Regions from separate parts of the Homo sapiens genome. Here region 1 is linked to region 2. A link is an interaction called in ENCODE POLR2A ChIA-PET data of the cell type or tissue named here. Cell type or tissue: PC-9. All regions are shown on one strand. Links, peaks and the distances in the headings refer to the core of each region. The heading gives the core; the rest is flanking DNA.

The links. Peaks named below come from ENCODE experiments on the same cell type or tissue, not always from the same donor. Only the 100,000 strongest peaks of a DNase experiment are listed, where the experiment ranks them.
Region 1: POLR2A ChIA-PET joins it to region 2 with 5 read pairs; 2 of 35 experiments call an interaction of 5 or more read pairs at or near these places.

The regions. Positions count from the first base shown.
Region 1 is chr11:96,277,151-96,281,551 of GRCh38, forward strand. All of the region lies in intron 1 of MAML2 (mastermind like transcriptional coactivator 2), which reads right to left. Among named protein-coding and RNA genes, the nearest start is that of MIR1260B, 62 kb to the right of the region's middle. RefSeq lists an enhancer at 2,572-2,631. In PC-9, for the core only: no CTCF peak of the experiment used is centred there; DNase peaks (open chromatin) are centred at 1,451 and 2,571; H3K27ac peaks cover 3,356 bases.
Region 2 is chr11:95,989,411-95,993,811 of GRCh38, forward strand. It overlaps MAML2 (mastermind like transcriptional coactivator 2), which reads right to left. Exons shown (of 5, transcript NM_032427.4): 3 at 2,110-2,313. Among named protein-coding and RNA genes, the nearest start is that of MTMR2, 68 kb to the left of the region's middle. In PC-9, for the core only: no CTCF peak of the experiment used is centred there; DNase peaks (open chromatin) are centred at 1,881 and 2,441; H3K4me3 peaks cover 890 bases; H3K27ac peaks cover 2,788 bases.

The sequences.
Region 1 (4,401 bases), core at 254-4,253, 290 kb after region 2:
TTGAGAAAAGGCATGTAGAGGATACACCATTTTTACCAGGCCAGGAACTATAGCAAACTTAGGACTTCTGTATCTCGATTTTTTTTTCTTTTATTGATACATAATATTTTACATCTTTATGAGATGCATGAGTGTTTGTTACACGCACAGAATGAGAGATGATCAAGTCAGGGTATTTGGGGTATCTGTCACCTCGAGTATTTACCATTTGTATCTGTGGGTATCACTTCATGTCTTCTCTTCCATTACTTTGAAATATACAAAATATTGTTGCTAAGTACAATCACTGTATTCTACTATCAAATATTAGAACTTACTGTCCAGGCGCGGTGGCTCACGCCTGTAATCCCAGCTCTTTGGGAGGGCCGAGGCAGGTGGATCACCTGAGATCAGGAGTTTGAGACCAGCCTGGCCAACATGGTGAAACACCGTCTCTGCTAAAAATACAAAAATTAGCAGGGCGTGGTAGCAAGCGCCTGTAATCCCAGCTATCTGGGAGGCTGAGGCAGGAGAATCGCTTGTGGTTGCAGTGAGCCGAGATCATGCCACTGCACTCCAGCCTGGGCAACAGACACTCTGCCTCAAAAAAAAAAAAAAAAAAAAATTAGAACTTTCTAAAATAATTTAAAATGGAATAAAAGATATCTTAGAAGAATTAAATCCTGAAGTACTAATTTAGTATCCTGAAAAAGTTAATAAGGTAAACAAAATAAATGGCCTGGCACATAGTAGGTGCTCTAGAACTGCTAAAACCCTTCTGTGGGAACTTTTTTTTTTTTTTTTCCATTCTCCAGGGCAGTGATTCTCAAGCTAGATACACAACAGAATCATCTGGAGGACTTGTTAAAACAGAATGCTAAGCCCCATCCCCAGTCTCCAATTCTGTGGATCTGGGGCAGAGTCCAGTAATTTGCATGTGTGATGCCGCTGCTGCTGCTGTTCTTGGAAGCACACCTTGAGAACCACTGCCTGGGGAACAGCTTAGCTGCTATGAGAATCTGATTCTGTGTTCATATTCCGTATCACAGATAGCTCTTGGCTTTTCAATTGTGGTTTCTTTTTTTAATGTCTTACTAAGGGGGAAAAAAAGGAACGCCACTTTATATAAACCTGACCTTTTGGTAAGCCTGGGTAGTAACTTCCCATGTGGAGTAAATTAATCTCTTTCATGCATGCCTCGTGCTCTGGAAAAAGTAAAACAGATTGTGTTAGACATTTACCAAGTACTTTTTCTGTTGGTGGTCACTGCCCTAAGCCTATCAGAACTGGTTTCTACCCTTAAGAAGCTTACAATGTAGTAAGGCGGACATCCCAACAAACCAGACATTGGAGTTCATTGTGTGAGGTGCTATGATGGATTATAAGACATTATGATTGACTGAGTATTATGAAGGGGTGAAGCAAACTCAAGCTGGCAAATTAGGGAGGAGGTAGATCACACAGGCTTTCCTAATGGGATTACTTATGACTCATTGAGTAGTGAAAGATGAATAGGACTTTACTAAACAGAAACTGGAAGGGCTTTCTGGGCTAAGGGAACAGCACAGAAGCATCAAATACACTTTACCTTTCTAGGGCTGCCAGTAGTTTAATTCAGCAATACCACATCACAAAGGTCTTTGTGTGCTTTGCTAATGAGTTTGAACTTTATCATAAAAGCATTTTACAAAGATCACACTGGCAGCTGCATTTTGGAAGGGATTTGCCTAGAGGTAGGATAACTGCGGGGGGTATGTCTATAGCAATAAAAGTGAGAAAATATGAGATCTGAAGGAGCTAACATTGTGGCAGTGGCAGTGGGTATAAAGGAGAAGGGAGGACTAGAAGAGATATTTAAGATGCAAACAATGTAGGAACTGGGTGATTATAGAACTGAAAAGTGAGTGAGAGGGAGGAATCCATGAGAACTCACATATTTCTGGTTAGGATAAAAGACTGATTGACTGACATGAAGACTACAAGAGAAAAAAACAGACTTGGAGTTGAAACTTCAGTTTAGGACACTGAAACTGAATGATGTGTCATTCAAGTGGAAAGGCCATTAGGCAGTTAGATATGTAGGCTTAGAGCACAGGAGAAAGGTCTTAAAACCCTGGGCTTATGGGACGTTACCACGGAGACTGCACAGAGTGAGAAGATCCATTTTAAAGCTGATGATGAATAATATTTTCGTTATAAGGAGAGAAGCAATGTTAGGGGTGTCTTCCCATTGCTGGAGTGGGTCATTTGCAGTATGCAGTGCATAAACTCACAGGCTGTCCTTATGATGACCTTTTGTTCATTCTTACATTCAGTATACAGATGAACAAAGGAAGTATTTTATGTCTTGTAAATTACAAGGGACTATGCAGTATGTAAGGGAAGATACAGGAGAGTAAGGGAAGGAGAAAGAGGGTGACTAACAAGCTTCTCAGAGATTAGCCAAGAACTATGGCATTGAATCTAGGTCTCTCCTGTCCTCAATTTGACACTCTCCACTCCCCTGACATGTTTTGTATTAAAATATATTTTTCTTTTTATGAACATGTCATACCTATGGCTCACCTGTGTCCTTGCTAACCTACAGGTTTGGACAATCTGGAATTGGCAGCATGCATGACTGTGGAGCTTTAAAGCCACCCTCCTGAGAGAAGAGCAGCTGACTCATGTACCTCACCATGCAGATGAGGGTGTGTTATAACCCACAGTGTGTCTGTGTCCCTGGATGAACTGAGCACTTTATAATGGAGTTTTTCTGCATCTCAAAAAGAAGTCACAGATTAAATGGTAACTGCAAGAGCTCATTTCTCTATTTGAGTGAGTGCTTTATCAAAAAAATATTTTATTCCTGCTGCTTTACCACAGGGTCAATTCAAGTCTAAATGAATCTGGCATGTATAAAATATATTTTTATATAGCTCCATATAGAGATATAGCTCTACACAGCCATTAACAGACTCACACACAATCATTCTTTTATTCCAGGTGTGAACTGCTATGCTATTTCACCCAGTTCAAACACAGGTCATTGGCTTTCAAACTAATTTTGGAAAGCAGACACTGTGTAGTTGGTAGGTGGAATAAAATGAAAACAAAAAATTAATATGCATGGCAGTTTAACTAGCTGTGTATCTCTCATGGAAAGGGGGTAATAGTCTAAAATTATTTACTCATTTTTTTTTAAAGTCTTTAAAAGAAGGCAATGAATTGCCAGTAATTTCCCCACCTTAACTCATGGTAATTTGTTTCCTGCTGGGTGAAAACGCAGGGATCTTGAAACTGTTAATGAACTTTCTTTCTCCTGATCTGTACAATGTCAAATTCATTTCTTTTTTTCTTACTTCAGGTTTTACTATTCTGTTTTGTTTGTTCCATTTTTGTATTTTTTCCTGAGGTCAGGGATGATTCTATGGAAGCATGAAAATTTGTAGTTGAAAGGGATCTTAGAACTTCAGCAAGATTTGTGATAGATGGTCAAGTGGGTCTGGGCTCGCACCCTCCCTAAGGTGAAAGACTCACTGCCTTACCCCACAGCTATTTCACTACTTACAGACTACCACACAATAGCCAGGGTGCTGCCCTATTTGCAACATGAACTGGAACATTATATTGGGACATAATGATGAGTGGTAGCTAAAAGTCCTTTCCCTCTGGTGTTGTTATTTGGTTAAATTGATTTACATAATGTTATTCTGTGGTATAAACCTTTCTCATTTATCTCATATATATCCCATTTTAAGCTATAAGCTCCCAGAGGGGTAGGTACTTCATCATTACTTCTGTACTCAAGTATTTTGCATATCTTTGATACAAAGTAAGAACAATGTATATGTATATCAGTTTAACTCTCAGATGAATGAACTAATAAAACTTGTAACAGTATTTTCCAATGTAGTGAGTACATTAAGCATCATTAATATTAAAATGCAAATTAATGCATTATTTGCAAGTTTTCAAATCATGTGTACTTAAGAATTTTCTTTTAAAATGTATCAAAAGACTGAACATTCAAGCTGATTATCATAAAAAGTGTATGTATGGGGGTAATATTCAAAATATTTAACAACCCAGAAGAACATGGGAGCTGTAATTCCCACAAATCACCATGTGAAGGTGATTCCAGGGAAGAGTCAGTCAACAGAGAATAGCCACTGATGGAAGGGAAGTGGGGTCTGGTGGCAGGTGATGGATAGATCACTAAACATTTGTCCAAGAGAGTGCTAGTGTTGCCGCTAGGGGTGAATATTTCTGTTGGGGTCCAGGTCTGCTCTGGCTGGGGAGGTGTGGGGAAGCAAGCAGGAATGGGGCTGCAAAAGGCTGGCTAGGGTAGCCCACAGTGGTATCTGCCCAGGAATCCCTGGGGTCTGGGCAGGGTAGTGGGAGGCACTGGTTGAGGGAAAAGGAATAATAGTTTTTTTCCCT
Region 2 (4,401 bases), core at 253-4,252:
TCAACTGGGGCCCAGTGGGAGTTAGCCCAGTGCCAGGCCAGGACCCTCATGGAATGTATATGCTACCACTTCCTTGCCTTTTAACAAGAGCTGAAAATCAACCTCTGTGTGTTATAATTCATGAAATTAGTAGTATTGATGGTAGTGATGAAAGTGTACCCAGTAAGTCAACCTTAGATTACACATTTTTCTCTCTGCTGTCCTTGTTTCTAAGTTCTTTAGCTTATAAGGATAAAAATGGGAGGGGAAGGGAACAGGGGGGAGGACTGGAGTTTTCAAAACTATGATTTCTAGAAGAAACCAGTTGTGTCACTTTGTGATCCAGTCTGTGACTCCCTTAAACCTTATGGCAGTATTCAACGTCATCTGTAATCTTATTTCTCAATATTCCTTATTCCAGGTCAAATAAATTTACTTCTCACTATTTCTTTTCACATGCCCTGAATACGAAACTTATTCCACTTGTAATTCCTTTAAAAGTGTGGTTGTTATACTATGTTTACTTTTTATCAGGCATTAAATATTTCATAATGCAATCTCAAACTCACCAACAAATTCACACCCAGGCTGCACCTTTTGGTGCTCCACCCTCCACCTACAATAGTGGACCCCACCTACTCTATCAGAATCCTACAGTCCTTCAAAATCAATGTCAAATTTTACTTCTTTGGGAGACTATCCTCAATCTTTGCAGGCTGGATTTAATCTTTCTTTCCATTACATTTTCTCTTACTTTTTATACTTTTTACTGTAAAAAGTATACTTTTTTCTCTTACTTTTTATACTTTTTAGTATATTTTATACTTTTACTATAATGCAAATCTGAATCTAGTACTTCCCCTTGTGTTAAATCCTTAAAATCTCTTCTGTTGCTTTTTAATGTAAATTCTGGCCTCTCAAGCCCTATCCTCCTGCTTCTTATCCCATCTTTACCCATCAATTCCCCCTTCTCGTGCACACTCAATACCTTGGCAGGCATAATATGTAGTATCCTTTATTGTCCCTAGGTCTTTGAATATGCTGGTTGTTCTGGCTGAAATAACCCTCCTACTCATCTCTTACTCCACTTTCAGATATTCGGTAGATAGAAAGTTCTTTCTGAAATCATTTCTAGTAGTTACCAGAGTATGGCATTTAATCACATGCATTACAATTGGCCAATTTATCTGACATATCCTCAGTGGGCTCAAGGCTTCTCTAGGGTGAAGAGAGGATTTGCCTTGTTTATGGCTCTCCCCTCATTGCAAATTATTATTTACTGAATAATTATAGCACTTGTGATACCCTGCATTTCTGACTCTCACTACAAAGCTCCTTGAATATAAAATTATTTGATTTTGTTGTTATCTTTTCTGTATACTTTAGCTCTAATTCACCTGGAGATGCTTACTTTTTATTTCATTTGGCCAAATAGTTTGAAGGGAGGCAATGAAACCAGGGCTGAGCAGATAAATACTGAAGGAGGGTTAATGCATGAAGAGTGTGTGGGAAACACAATCTTGTCTTTCTTAAACAGTCAAATATTAGGTTGGTGCAAAAGTGATTACGGTTTTTGCCATTAAAAGTAGTGGCAAAAATCGCAATCACTTTTGCATCAACCTAATATATACAGTGCAAATGGGAAATGTATTTTACATTTTCTTTTAAAAAATCCCCCATTGTGAGTTGCTTTATTTTGGAAGCCAAATCTTGGTTTTGAGGCTCCATGTTGGCTTTTAAAATTGCTTTTGAAACTCTTATCTCTAAAATCAGTTTGGATTTGAGTTGATTCAAGTTCAGTTTACTGTTTCTGCCCCTTAAGCCTGGGGAACAACACTGGTTTCTTTTGCCTGATTCAAATGCCCATGTTGGTTGTTCTAGACATTCCTGGGCTGGGCAGGGCTGGTTAGCAGAGGTGCCATGCATTCCAAGTGTCCAGCAGTTGTTAAATCAAGTTTGGGTTTTTTTTTCTTCCTGCAGTACACTAAATGTATGGAATTATCCTCTCTTACAGTCAGCACACCTTTGTTGCTGTCACGTAAGTAGGCACAGTAAATATAAATGGAAAAGAATAAACTCCCTCTGTTGGGTCAACAGGTTTGTTCAGTAGAAATTAAGAGAAAGTTTTACCGCGTCAGCCAGCATCTGCTGCTGGAGAAGAAGTTGCTGTTTCTGCTCCATGATCTGCCTCTGTAGAGTCTGCTTCTTTCCCATCAATTGCTGATTCAACAGTGATTGCTGGGAGTTCATGTAACCACTTCCAGTGTTTGGATTTGAGCAGGGGTTAGGACTTGGACTGGGGCCTGTGTTCTGGCCTACCACAGAGTGTTGATCCTAAAGAAGAGAAAGGGGGAAGGAAAAGCTACTGTGAATTAAAAAAAGAAAAATGTAGCACAAAGATCATACACTCAGATTCCAAACATTTTTCATCTTATTAAAGATCAAACATGGTTAAATGGGTTGGAGATCAGAGAATCGCTTTTTAAATGTAGAAGAAATAATTGCATAACACAGCAACCAAAGCAGCTGGGTTAATGACATTAGGGCACTGGAAAAGCTCCCATGAGGACTCTGATTGTGGAACCTCCACATTCCAGAAGGTGTTTATGGAACCTCAAAGAAAACTACCATAAAAACATATGGCAAACCTCTCAATTTCTCAGGAATAAACATCATAACCTAACAAATCCTTCCTTTTCCCAAAGTTAGCATGTATCATTGCTGATCCTGCAATGAAAGTCATGTTTTAATTCACGTGTTTAAAAGTTGAAACTATTTTGGACAGAAGGCATTTTGCCTTACCCAGCTTTCTGTGACAGAAAGGCAGGAAGGCCTCTAAGTTTCTGTTTTATAAACTCAAACTTGGAAAGGACTTCACTTCTCAGGGCCTTGTAAATTTTGTTCCGCAGTCAACAATTCAGGTATCTCGGCGCAAGAATCTCAGTAAAAGAATACCCGACACACTGACAATGAGAAAATATTGATTAAAAACTCAACTGTATATCAAATAATATTGGGTATTGGTGAACTGCCTTTCTAATTTGAGGTCTCTACCAATTTTTTGGCATTGACAGATCAGGACTCTGCAAGACAGTAAGCTAAACCCAGTTGAATATTCTCATTAATTCCCAATGATGTATTTAGGATTGAGCTCTACACTAGTACACTAGTAGGGTTACAAGAAGACTAGAAAATATGGTTATCACCTTAGAGAATTTATCACCCAAGTGAGGGAGAAATGCTTACATGTATAAATATAAGAAAATGTAAAATCAAATTTTAGTTTACATGATATAAACACTAAGTCAAAAATTGTTATACTTTGATCAGAATGATCTGGGAATCAGCTTATAAGGCAGATGCCCTGGCCTTGTCCCAGGGATTCTGAGGCTATAGATCAGGGTACCTCCTTAGGTTATTCTGATACTCATTGGTCCAGGGAATATGCTTTGGGAAACACTGAATACATGGGAACAAAAGAAATCCAACTCTCTCTTTTTTTTTTTTAAGAGACAGAGTCTCACTCTATTACCCAGGCTGGAGTGCAGTGGCATAATCATGGCTCACTGCAGCTTCAACCTCCCAGGCTCAAGCAGTCCTCCCACTTCAGCCTCCTAAAGTGCCTGGGACCACAGGCGTGCGCCACCTGGCTAATTTTTAAATTTTTTTTAGAGACAGGGTGGCTAATTTTTAAATTTTTTTTAGAGACGGGGTCTTACTATGTTGCCCAGGCTGGTCTCAAAGTCAAGGGCTCAAGTGATCCTAGATCCTTGGCCTCCCACAGTGCTGGTATTACAGGCATGAAGCACTGTGCCCAGAAAAAAAAAAAAAAAATCCATCTGTCATTCACCAACTAAACTATGTAAGGTTACAAGACATAAAAACATTAAGCAGGGAGTTGGGTGCGGTGGCTCATGCCTGTAAACCTAGCACTTTGGGAGGCCGAGGCAGGTGGTTCACCTGAGGTCAGGAGTTTGAGACCAGCCTGGCCAACATGGTTAAACCCCATCTCTACTAAAATATGAAAATTAGTTGGGTGTGGTGGCACATGCCTGTAATCCCAATTACTTACTCAGGAGGCTGAGGCATGAGAATCACTTGAACCTAGGAGGCAGAGGTTGCAGCGACCCGAGATTGTGCCGCTGCACTCCAGCCTGGGTGACAGAGCAAGACTCTGTCTCAAAACAAAAACAAACAAACAAAAAACCACAAAGCAACTCCCATGATACCACATGAGTAGAGGTGGTAGGTACACTGTTTGTGGAAATTATCTTTTTTATTTCTTTCTCTTTCTTTAACTATGTGCCGAGCTGAAATAAATAAACAAGTAAGTAAGTAAGCCACAAGCCGAAAGCCTTGGCCTTGCTTTAGTAATCTCTGAGGCTACAGAGCTCACCAGCTGCCTCAAAAGCAAAGGGTTAC